Linked DNA regions of Homo sapiens: region 1 is linked to region 2. A link is an interaction called in ENCODE POLR2A ChIA-PET data of the cell type or tissue named here. Cell type or tissue: GM12878. All regions are shown on one strand. Links, peaks and the distances in the headings refer to the core of each region. The heading gives the core; the rest is flanking DNA. Region 1 overlaps LINC01992 (long intergenic non-protein coding RNA 1992). Region 2 overlaps LYRM9 (LYR motif containing 9).

The links. Peaks named below come from ENCODE experiments on the same cell type or tissue, not always from the same donor. Only the 100,000 strongest peaks of a DNase experiment are listed, where the experiment ranks them.
Region 1: POLR2A ChIA-PET joins it to region 2 with 5 read pairs; 3 of 35 experiments call an interaction of 5 or more read pairs at or near these places.

The regions. Positions count from the first base shown.
Region 1 is chr17:27,960,614-27,965,004 of GRCh38, reverse strand. All of the region lies in intron 2 of LINC01992 (long intergenic non-protein coding RNA 1992), which reads left to right. LOC124903962 (a long non-coding RNA gene) reads right to left here. Exons shown (of 2, transcript XR_007065683.1): 2 at 173-679. Among named protein-coding and RNA genes, the nearest start is that of LINC01992, 29 kb to the left of the region's middle. In GM12878, for the core only: no CTCF peak of the experiment used is centred there; no DNase peak of the experiment used is centred there.
Region 2 is chr17:27,883,844-27,888,234 of GRCh38, reverse strand. The region is part of intron 1 of LYRM9 (LYR motif containing 9); the gene reads left to right. Among named protein-coding and RNA genes, the nearest start is that of LYRM9, 7.3 kb to the left of the region's middle. RefSeq lists an enhancer at 1-152 and a silencer at 2,520-2,669. In GM12878, for the core only: no CTCF peak of the experiment used is centred there; a DNase peak (open chromatin) is centred at 2,444.

The DNA of each region.
Region 1 (4,391 bases), core at 229-4,228, 77 kb before region 2:
AAGAGGGGTTGGGAGGGCTGTTTAGTGTGGTCTGCAGTGTGAGCTGCTGCAAGCCCTGGGATGTGTTCTTTCTGGGTGTGGAGAGTGTTTAGATCAAACCAGAAATAGCACCAATAGCCAACTTACAATATGATGAGCCCTTCTGCGTACTAATTCACTGAGTCCTTGCAACTTTATTTGTTGGGTGTTTTTATTAACCCCATTTTGCACGTGGGAAAACTAAGCCAAGGCACAGGTCGAATAACTTGCTAGAGGTCCTATTAGTATTAAGAACCAGAATTTGAACCCAGGTAGTGTAGCTCCAGAACTTGGGTGCTGACCCACTGTGCTATCACGGTATTTAGCAGAAATGGAATTCAGTGATGGGCTAGGTCAGATATATGGGAAAGGAGTAGAGCTCCTTATTTGGCTTGATCTAAGCTCTGGGAGGCAGGGTTATGGTCGGCTGAAGGCTCTGAAGTGCTGAGTGGGCCAGAACCAAATATCAGAAGTTCAATTGTCTTGTACACAAAAGTGAGGAACCAGAGGTGGCTCGGATACATTTGACTGAGTAATTTGTTTGTGATCTTTGACAGAGTTTTGCCCCAGCTCCGTGCATGATACTTGGGTGATGGAGATCAGGTTACCTCCTGGCCCTGTGATGGCCCCATAGGCTCCAGGGGCAAGAGGATTCTGCTTCCTAGGAAAGAGAAAAAGGAAAAAGCTTATAGTGAAAACAGCATTGGCTTTAGAGCCATACAGGCTCGGCTGGGCTTGAAACCTCACCCTAACTCCCATTAGTTACTCTGTGTAACTTTGAGAAACTGTCTTACCCTCTCTGAGTCTCCGTGTCCTCATCTGTAAAACAGGGATAATAATAATATGTACCTCACAGCATTATTAGGAGGATTAAATGAGATAATGAATACACATTAACAGTGCCTGGGATGTGGAAGGTGTTTGGTTGGTGTAAATTCCTCCCCTCTCCATGCTTGCTTTCTTCTCCTTCTTTCCTGGGAAAATATGATTTGCTGGGTTAAAAAAAAAAAAAAAAGAACAAGAGAAAGACATTATAGCTGCAGGGCCTGCAGTCCTCCTCAAATGCCTTGGCAAGGGAGAAGGTTATTTCTGATCCCAGTTGTGCTTGGAGAGGACAAGGGTGCAAGAAGGAGCTGCTGGCCCTGCCTGGCTACCTTTCTGTGGTGGCAATCACTCTGGCATTGATTCTGCCCCAGGAACTGACACCAGAGGCTGCACATGCAGGAAAGATGGGCTGAGATGGGCCTGAAGCTCAGGCGGGGAGCTGCACCCGAAAGAGGACTGAGACCAGAGGAGGTAGCCCTGAGCCCATGACTGGAGAGAAACAACAGAATGGCAACTCCCAGCTGGCAGAGAAGGCCACCCTATCTGCAGGAGCCCAGCAACAGGGGGTCTTGGACTCAGCCAACAGCCACCTCCTTCCTCCTCTTGCCCTTCATGAGAAAAGCAAACTGGGTGGGTTCTCCCTCTGAGCCACTGGAAAAAGAAAGGCTACAAAGAGAAGACTGGGGGTGTGCATTCATTTATTTTTTCATTCATTCCACTAATACTTATTGAGCACCGCTTCCCTCCACATGTGTCTCAGTCCATGGGCGACTTATGCAGGCCCCACTTCACAGACAGCACACTTGCTAGCAGTATGGGCTTGGTTAAGTTACTTAACTTCCCTGGACTTCAGTTTCTTTAGCTGTATAATGGGTTAGAAGACACCTACTTGGTATATGACAGGCATGCAATGAATATTGTCTCTCTTCCTTTCCCATCTTCTCCTTTCCAAATGTTTGCTGAGGGAGGGAGGACCTGAGGCTCTCAGTACTCATTTGCATGTGATTTTGTATAAATGTGGGATGTCTTTTAAGCTGGAGAGGGGGAAGCTGCCAGAGGCTCACTTTTATCTCCAATTGCTCTGCTAACCATGCCTGTTTCAGTATCTATTGATGCAAAATGAAGCACCCCCAAAATTAGCAGCTTAAAGCAATAACAATCAGGCCAGGCACAGTGGCTCATGCCTATAATCCCAGCACTTTGGGAGGCTAAGGCAAGAGGATCACTTGAGCCCAGGAGTTCAAGACCAGCCAGAGCAACAGAGTGAGACCCCATCTCTGCAAAAAACAAAAATATCAGCCGTGTTGTGGCATGTGCTTGTAGTCTCAGCTACTTGGGAGGCTGAGGTGGGAGGATCACTGGAGCCGGGGAAGTTCAGGCTGCAGTGAGCCATGATTGCATCACTGCACTCCAACCTGGGCGACAGAGCAAGACCCTGTCTCAAAAACAACAATGACAACAATAATCATTCTATTATTATCTCTCATGGTTCTGTAGGGGTTCACTAAGTGATTCTTGCTCATGATCTCTTGGTCTTTGTTAGAATCAGATGTTTGCTGGAGCTGGAGTCATTCCAAAGGTTTCCTCATTCACATGACTGACATTGATGTTGGCTGTTTGCAAGCACCTTAGTCGCGGCTGTTGCCCAGACACTTACATGTAGCCTCTCTGTGTGGTCTGGATTTCCTTACAGCATGGCAGCTGGGCTCCAAGAACAAGAGTTCTAAAATAAGCATGCAGGAGCAAAAACGTTACTTCTGCCATAGCCACAAGTCTGCCTAGATTCAACTGGAGGAAATGTAGACCCCATTTCTCAATCGGAGAATTATCAGTGTCACGTTGTAAGGACCTGTGGGATGGGATATCTTTTTGCAGCCATCTTGGAAAATACAATCTGCCATGCTGCCCAACCAGGAAGAACTTCCAGCAGGAAGGCTTGTGGCTTGACTCTCAGGGGGTGAAATTGCCCATAAACAGAGAAACACAGGGTTCTTGAGAAGAGGCTTTGGCTATAAGGAATGGGGAGAGGGAGTTCAATCACTGCCAAGGTAGTTCTTTTTTCTTCTTTTTTTGGGACGGGGTCTCGCTCTGTTGCCCAGGTTGGAGTGCAGTGATACCATCATAGCCCACTGCAGCCTCAAACTCCTGAGCTCAAATAAATGATCCTCCTGCCTCAGCCTCCCAAATAGCTGGAGTGGTACAGTGGCATGATTATAGCTTACTGCAGCCTTGAACTCTTGGGCTCAAGCTATCCTCCTGACTCAGCCTCCTGAGAAGCTGGGACTACAGGTGCATGCCACTGTGACTGGCTAATTTAAAAAAAATTTTTTTATAGAGATGGGGGTCTCACTTTGTTGCCCGGACCGGTCTTAAACTCCTGGCTTCAAGTGATCCCCTGCCTCAATCTCCCAAAGTATGGGGTTATGGGCATGAGCCACTGTGCCTGGCTTGTATTTTTTTTTTTAATTTGTCAACTACACCAAATCAGATAGGCAATTTGTATTTTCTAAAAAGTTATGTACTTAATATTTTTTAATTTATTTATTTATTTGAGATAGGGTCTCACTCTGTCACCCAGGCTGGAGTGCAGTGGCACCATCATAGCTCACTGAAGCGTTAAACTCCTGGGCTCAGGTAATCCTCCTGCCTCAGCCTCCTGAGTAGCTGGGACTACAGAAGCAATCCACTGTGCCTGGCTAATTTTTTAAATTTTTTTGTAGAGATGGGGTCTCACTATGTTGCCCAGGATGGTTCTGAACTCCTAGGTTCAAGTGATCCTTCCACCTTAGCCTTCCAGAGTGCTGGGATTACAGGTTTGAGCTACACACAGTGCCCCGCCCAAGAGAGTTCTGAAAACTGTGATTCCAAAATTGGACTCTGGAATCCAGAGGGCACTGGGAAGAAAAATGGAGAAAGGGAGAAATAAGAGAGCCTTGGATTGTGGAAATGTGGTAGGTTTTGGAAAGAGTATCTTATCTTTGTCTTGTGCTATTCTGGTGTTCTTCCAGAAGCCCTGGAGCTCAGGGGATGGAGGGCTACACTTGGGTCAGAGGTCAGTGGGCGCTGACCCTAGCTCCAGGGGAGGGTGGCTTTAGTCTTCTCCCTACATCCCTGTTTCACCCCCAAAGTGGATGGCCATTCCTAAGCACCAGGAGGAGATAGGCTGGTCTCCTCCCTGGTATGCCTGGAATAAGCCCACCTCCTACATAAACAGAAATTATCACACGTACCCACAGTTCCACCCAGTCCTAAAAACTAAATAAATATGACAGTGAGTTTGGAATTAATCTTAAAAGAAATTCTCTAGGTGGAAACGGATTGAGATCTATGGAAATATATATGATTACTCTCCCTATGGAAAACGAGAGAGAGAACCGTCTCTGCTGTACTCTCCTGTGAAAGAGGCAGAGATTAATCTATTGAAATCAAATGTATAAATTATACATGGATAGGAACTGGCTCAGGGATAAGGTGTCTGATAGGGTGCTAATGGAAATGAAAATGAGGCTTGAAAGATCAATTCTGCCTTTGAATCAGCTCCAGTCCTG
Region 2 (4,391 bases), core at 304-4,303:
GAGCTGAGTGTGGAAGAGGCAGGAGGTATTCAGGAAGCAGAGAGGAGCACTGTAGGCAGAAGTAGGAGGATTCGTTCAAAATAGAAATTGAATGTCTACCAGGATAGTTAATTTTATGTGTCAACTTGGCTGGGCCACAGGAGGCCCAGGTATTTGGTCAAACATTATTCTGGGTGTTTCAATGCGGGTGAGATTAACATTTAAATTGTTCGATGGAGTAAAGCACACAGCCCTCTATAATATGGGTGAGCCTTTTCCAATCCATTGAAGGCCTTAAACGAAAAGTCTAAGCCTCCCCTGAGTAAGAGAATTCTCTTGCCTGTGGCTTTCAAACTGGGACATCAGCTCTTCCTGGTTCTACAGCAGCTTCCAGCCTTTGTGCTTGAACTGGGACATTGGCTCTGCAGATTTTGGACTTGCCAATCTCCATAATTGCATGAGCCAGTTCATGGTAATAAACCTCTGTCTCTCTCTGACACACACACACACACACACACACACACACACACACACACACACACCCTCCCTCCTATAGGTTCTGTTTCTCTGGAGAACCCCAATGAGTAAGTACATCTACTCCATGCCAGACATTCTGCCCCAGTGCTGAGACCATAACAGGCAAACACAGCATGGGCTGTTGTGGAGTGTGCCATACAGGGCTCAGTTTGCCTGGACTAGGCTGTGGGTGGTGAGAGGTGCAGATGAGGGGTAGGTAGGGGCCAGATCGAGAGGGGCCTTGCAGGCCATGGACAGGAGCCTGGATTTTATTCTGTAGACCAGTGCTTTCCACACTTCAGGACCCTCATGATTTTTGCCGGGTCCACATTTCAATTTGATACATAAAAAATCAGTTTTATGAGCATTTGAAAAAACTGCTTTAGGCCATTAATACCTATGAAAACGTGTTTTTCCCCCCTCATTACACATGAAAATAAATATAAAATCATTACAATAAAAAATACTGGCTGTATACTACTTAAAGTAATTTCAGGTATTTGTTCTACATTTTGGGAAAAGTTGCCATGAATGATGGGGGCAGGGGTGGATATTAGGGGTTTTAGGAAGGACAGGACACTTTGAGATTTATGTTTTAGAAAGATTCACTCTGGCTGTTGGGCAGAGAAGGATGGCAGAAAATGGACTGGAAGACAGGGAGACCAGCTAGGGGCTGTTGCAGTTGTCTCAGAGAGAGTCTGAACCAAGGGTATGCAGTGGAGTAGAGAGGAAGGGAAAAATATGAGGGGCATTCAGAGGTGGAATTTGATAGGAATTAGAAACCAGTGGCATGGGGCCGGGTGTGGTGGCTCACGCCTGTAATCCTAGCACTTTGGGAGGCCAAGGTGGGTGGATCACCTGAGGTCGGGAGTTTGAGACCAGCCTGACCAACAGGGAGAAACCCCATCTCTACTAAAAATACGAAAATTAGCTGGGTGTGGTGGCATGCACCTGTAATCCCAGCTACTCAGGAGGCTGAGGCAGGAGAATTGCTTAAACCCAGGAGGCGGAGGTTGCGGTCGAGATTGCGCCATTGCACTCCAGCCTGGGCAACAAGAGCGAAACTCTGTCTCAAAAAAAAAAAAATAAAAAAAGAAAAGAAAAGAAAGAAACCAGTGGCATGGGGATTGAGGAGAAGGAGGAACCTGGGTTGACTGTGATGATTTTGGTTTGGTTGCCTGGGAAGATGGAGGAGCCATCACAGAGGCAGGGAGCCAGGATGCAGAGGCCAAGATCAAGTCCAAAGGGCAGGGCAAGGGAGGCAAGTGTTGCCAGGCCCAGAGGCATTGACTGCAGTTTTAGCAATGATGCTGTGAGGTTCATTGCCCCTTAAATAATAGCAAACCTACGCTTTAAATTAAATTAAAACATTTTTAGTTTAGCTCTTCTAAGTGGACCCACACATGTATTCTCTACTAGTTATTACTGAGAATGACTAAGTATTATAATTGAGCTGAAAATAATCTGCCGCCCATACTTGCTGGGTTGGTTACTAAGTATTGCTTGAGTTTTTAAGTAATGAAACAAAGTTGTGCTCTTTCCAAATGTTAATTTTGAGGACTGCAGATGGTAACCATCTGTTCCGCGACTAGCATTTTACAATATTTGATTACTACTTTATATAGTTTGGGGAAGCCTGCCAGTGGAGTCTACCCATCAGGTTTGGGACTTTGGTGGTATGTCTCCTGTGGTTGCTCCTGATGGTCTTGGCCACCCTTGAACGGGTTCCCCTCTGATTTCTGGGTGGTGAGTCGGACTGGCATGGTCATGATTGATAGCAGGAGGAACTTGAGAAGCCCTGTCCTGTCCGACTCTGCCTTACAGCTGGAGTCATCAGATTGCATTGTGGAAGAATTTGTGAGGATCTGTCCATCAGTTAGTACCCTTTGAGATACAAGTGACAAAACAAACCCCAGCTGCTTTGGTGAAAGGGGATTAATTGGCCCAGATCATTGAGAAGTCTAGGGGAAGGACTTCCTTCAGGTAGATGGTTTTAGGGCCCAAATGAATTCTTTTTTTTTTTTTTTTTTTTTTTTTTGAGACAGAGTTTCACTTTGTGTCATCCGGGCTGAGTGCCGTGGTGTGATCACAGCTCACTGCAGTCGAGGCTGAAGTGATCCTCCCATCACAGCCTCTTGAGTAGCTGGGACTACAGGCGCATGCCACCATGCCCAGTTAATTTTTTATTTTTTGTAGAGACAGGGTCTCCCTGTGTTGCTCAGGTTGGTCTCAAACTCCTGGCTTCAAGCAATCCACCCATCGCAGCCTGCCAAAGTGCTGGGATTACAGGCGTGAGCCATCACCCCTGGCCCAAATACGTTATTTGGGCTTGTTTTTTTCTCAGGGTCTCAGCTCTGCCTTCTGCTATGTGGCTATGGTCTCAGGCTTCTAGAGGAGGCAAGGTGGCTTCACTGAGAGAGGATCAAATCCTCCCAGCATCAAGTTTAGTGGGAAGGAGCTAGAGTCCTTTCACGCCACTTCTGCAGAGGTGTTGCGATGCACTCTGGTTGGACTAGCTTTTGGCACGTGCCCGTGTGTGAGCTAGTCCTTATATCCATGTGGATGCAGGGCTCTGATAGTCCCACTCAGACCTTCTGGGCCAAGACCTGGGGAGGGGTGCACCCCAGATCACACATTGGGGCTGTTACTAGAAGGGAGAATAGATGGTGGGGGTCAGACAACCACCTATCCACTCCAGCATCAGAGCAAGAATCCAGGGAACCAGGAGGAATTGGCTAACGTAGCTGAGGAGACACATTTATTGTTGCCGAGGAGATAATGGGATGTAAATGGAATGAAGGAGCCTCTGGAACCAGCTACTTCCTAAGCTTCCCTTCTTAGTTTAAGGGCATCTGATAGATTTAGTTTCTGGTTCTTTTTGCAAGGTGAGGGGAGGGTTTTTTTTTTTTTCTTATATGTTCCTTTAAAACTAAGGCCAGTCACTAGATCTCTTTTAGCTCCTTCATCTGGAACATAAGGGGCATCTCTGTACAGAGGAGATAGTAGCTTCATTCTGTTTAGTTAACAGTGAGTGAAGCCCACTGCGGGCCAGGCGCTCAGCCCAGGGAGAGCCACAGGCGAGGTAGCAGATGAGTCCCTGGCAGCACCATGAGCGGGGCACTGCAGCCCCACAGAGGACAGGGTGAGCACCTCTGTCTCCAGAGAGGGACCGTGAGGAAGGGCTTCCTGGAGGAAGGACACTAAGCTGAGCCTGGAAGGATGAACAAGGTTCCTCACACGGAGAAGATGGGAAGGAGTCCACGGCCAGGGAGCTGCATGTGCACTGAAAGGCGCCACATTTGGTGGTTTGAGGGGTCTGGGAGCAGTTCCTGTGGCTGACTGGGATGCACCCAGGACACTGATTCCAGAGCTCACGTGGTGTCAGTGTGGAGGAGACTGGAGTGACAGGCTAGGTACTGGGACACCAGGCAGATGCTGTGGCAGAGGTTCAGGCAGGAGCCTGATGAAAGCTTTGCAAGCCCATATGTTCTAGAACCTACCATTTAAAACAATCTATACTCTCATAGTTCCTTTAAAAAAGAAGAGGTTAAGCTAGAGTTGTGGGTTCTTTAGAGAGAGTGTTAATACAGAGAAGAATGTGGGTTCTGTAGACACAAAAGAGAGCTTGCTGTATAATTCCATTTATACAAAACTCTGGAAAATGCAGCGGTTGCCTGGGGATGGGGACGTCGGGAGGGCGGGAGGGAGGGATTACAAAGGGTATGCGGTAAATTTTGGTGATGATAGATATGTTAACTCTCTTGATTATGACGGTGGCTTCTCCGGTGTGTACCTGTGGCAGCACTTATCAAATTATATACTTTAAGTATATGAAGTTCATTATATATCAACTATACCTCAATACAGCCTTTTTTTTTTTTTTTTTTTTTTTTTTT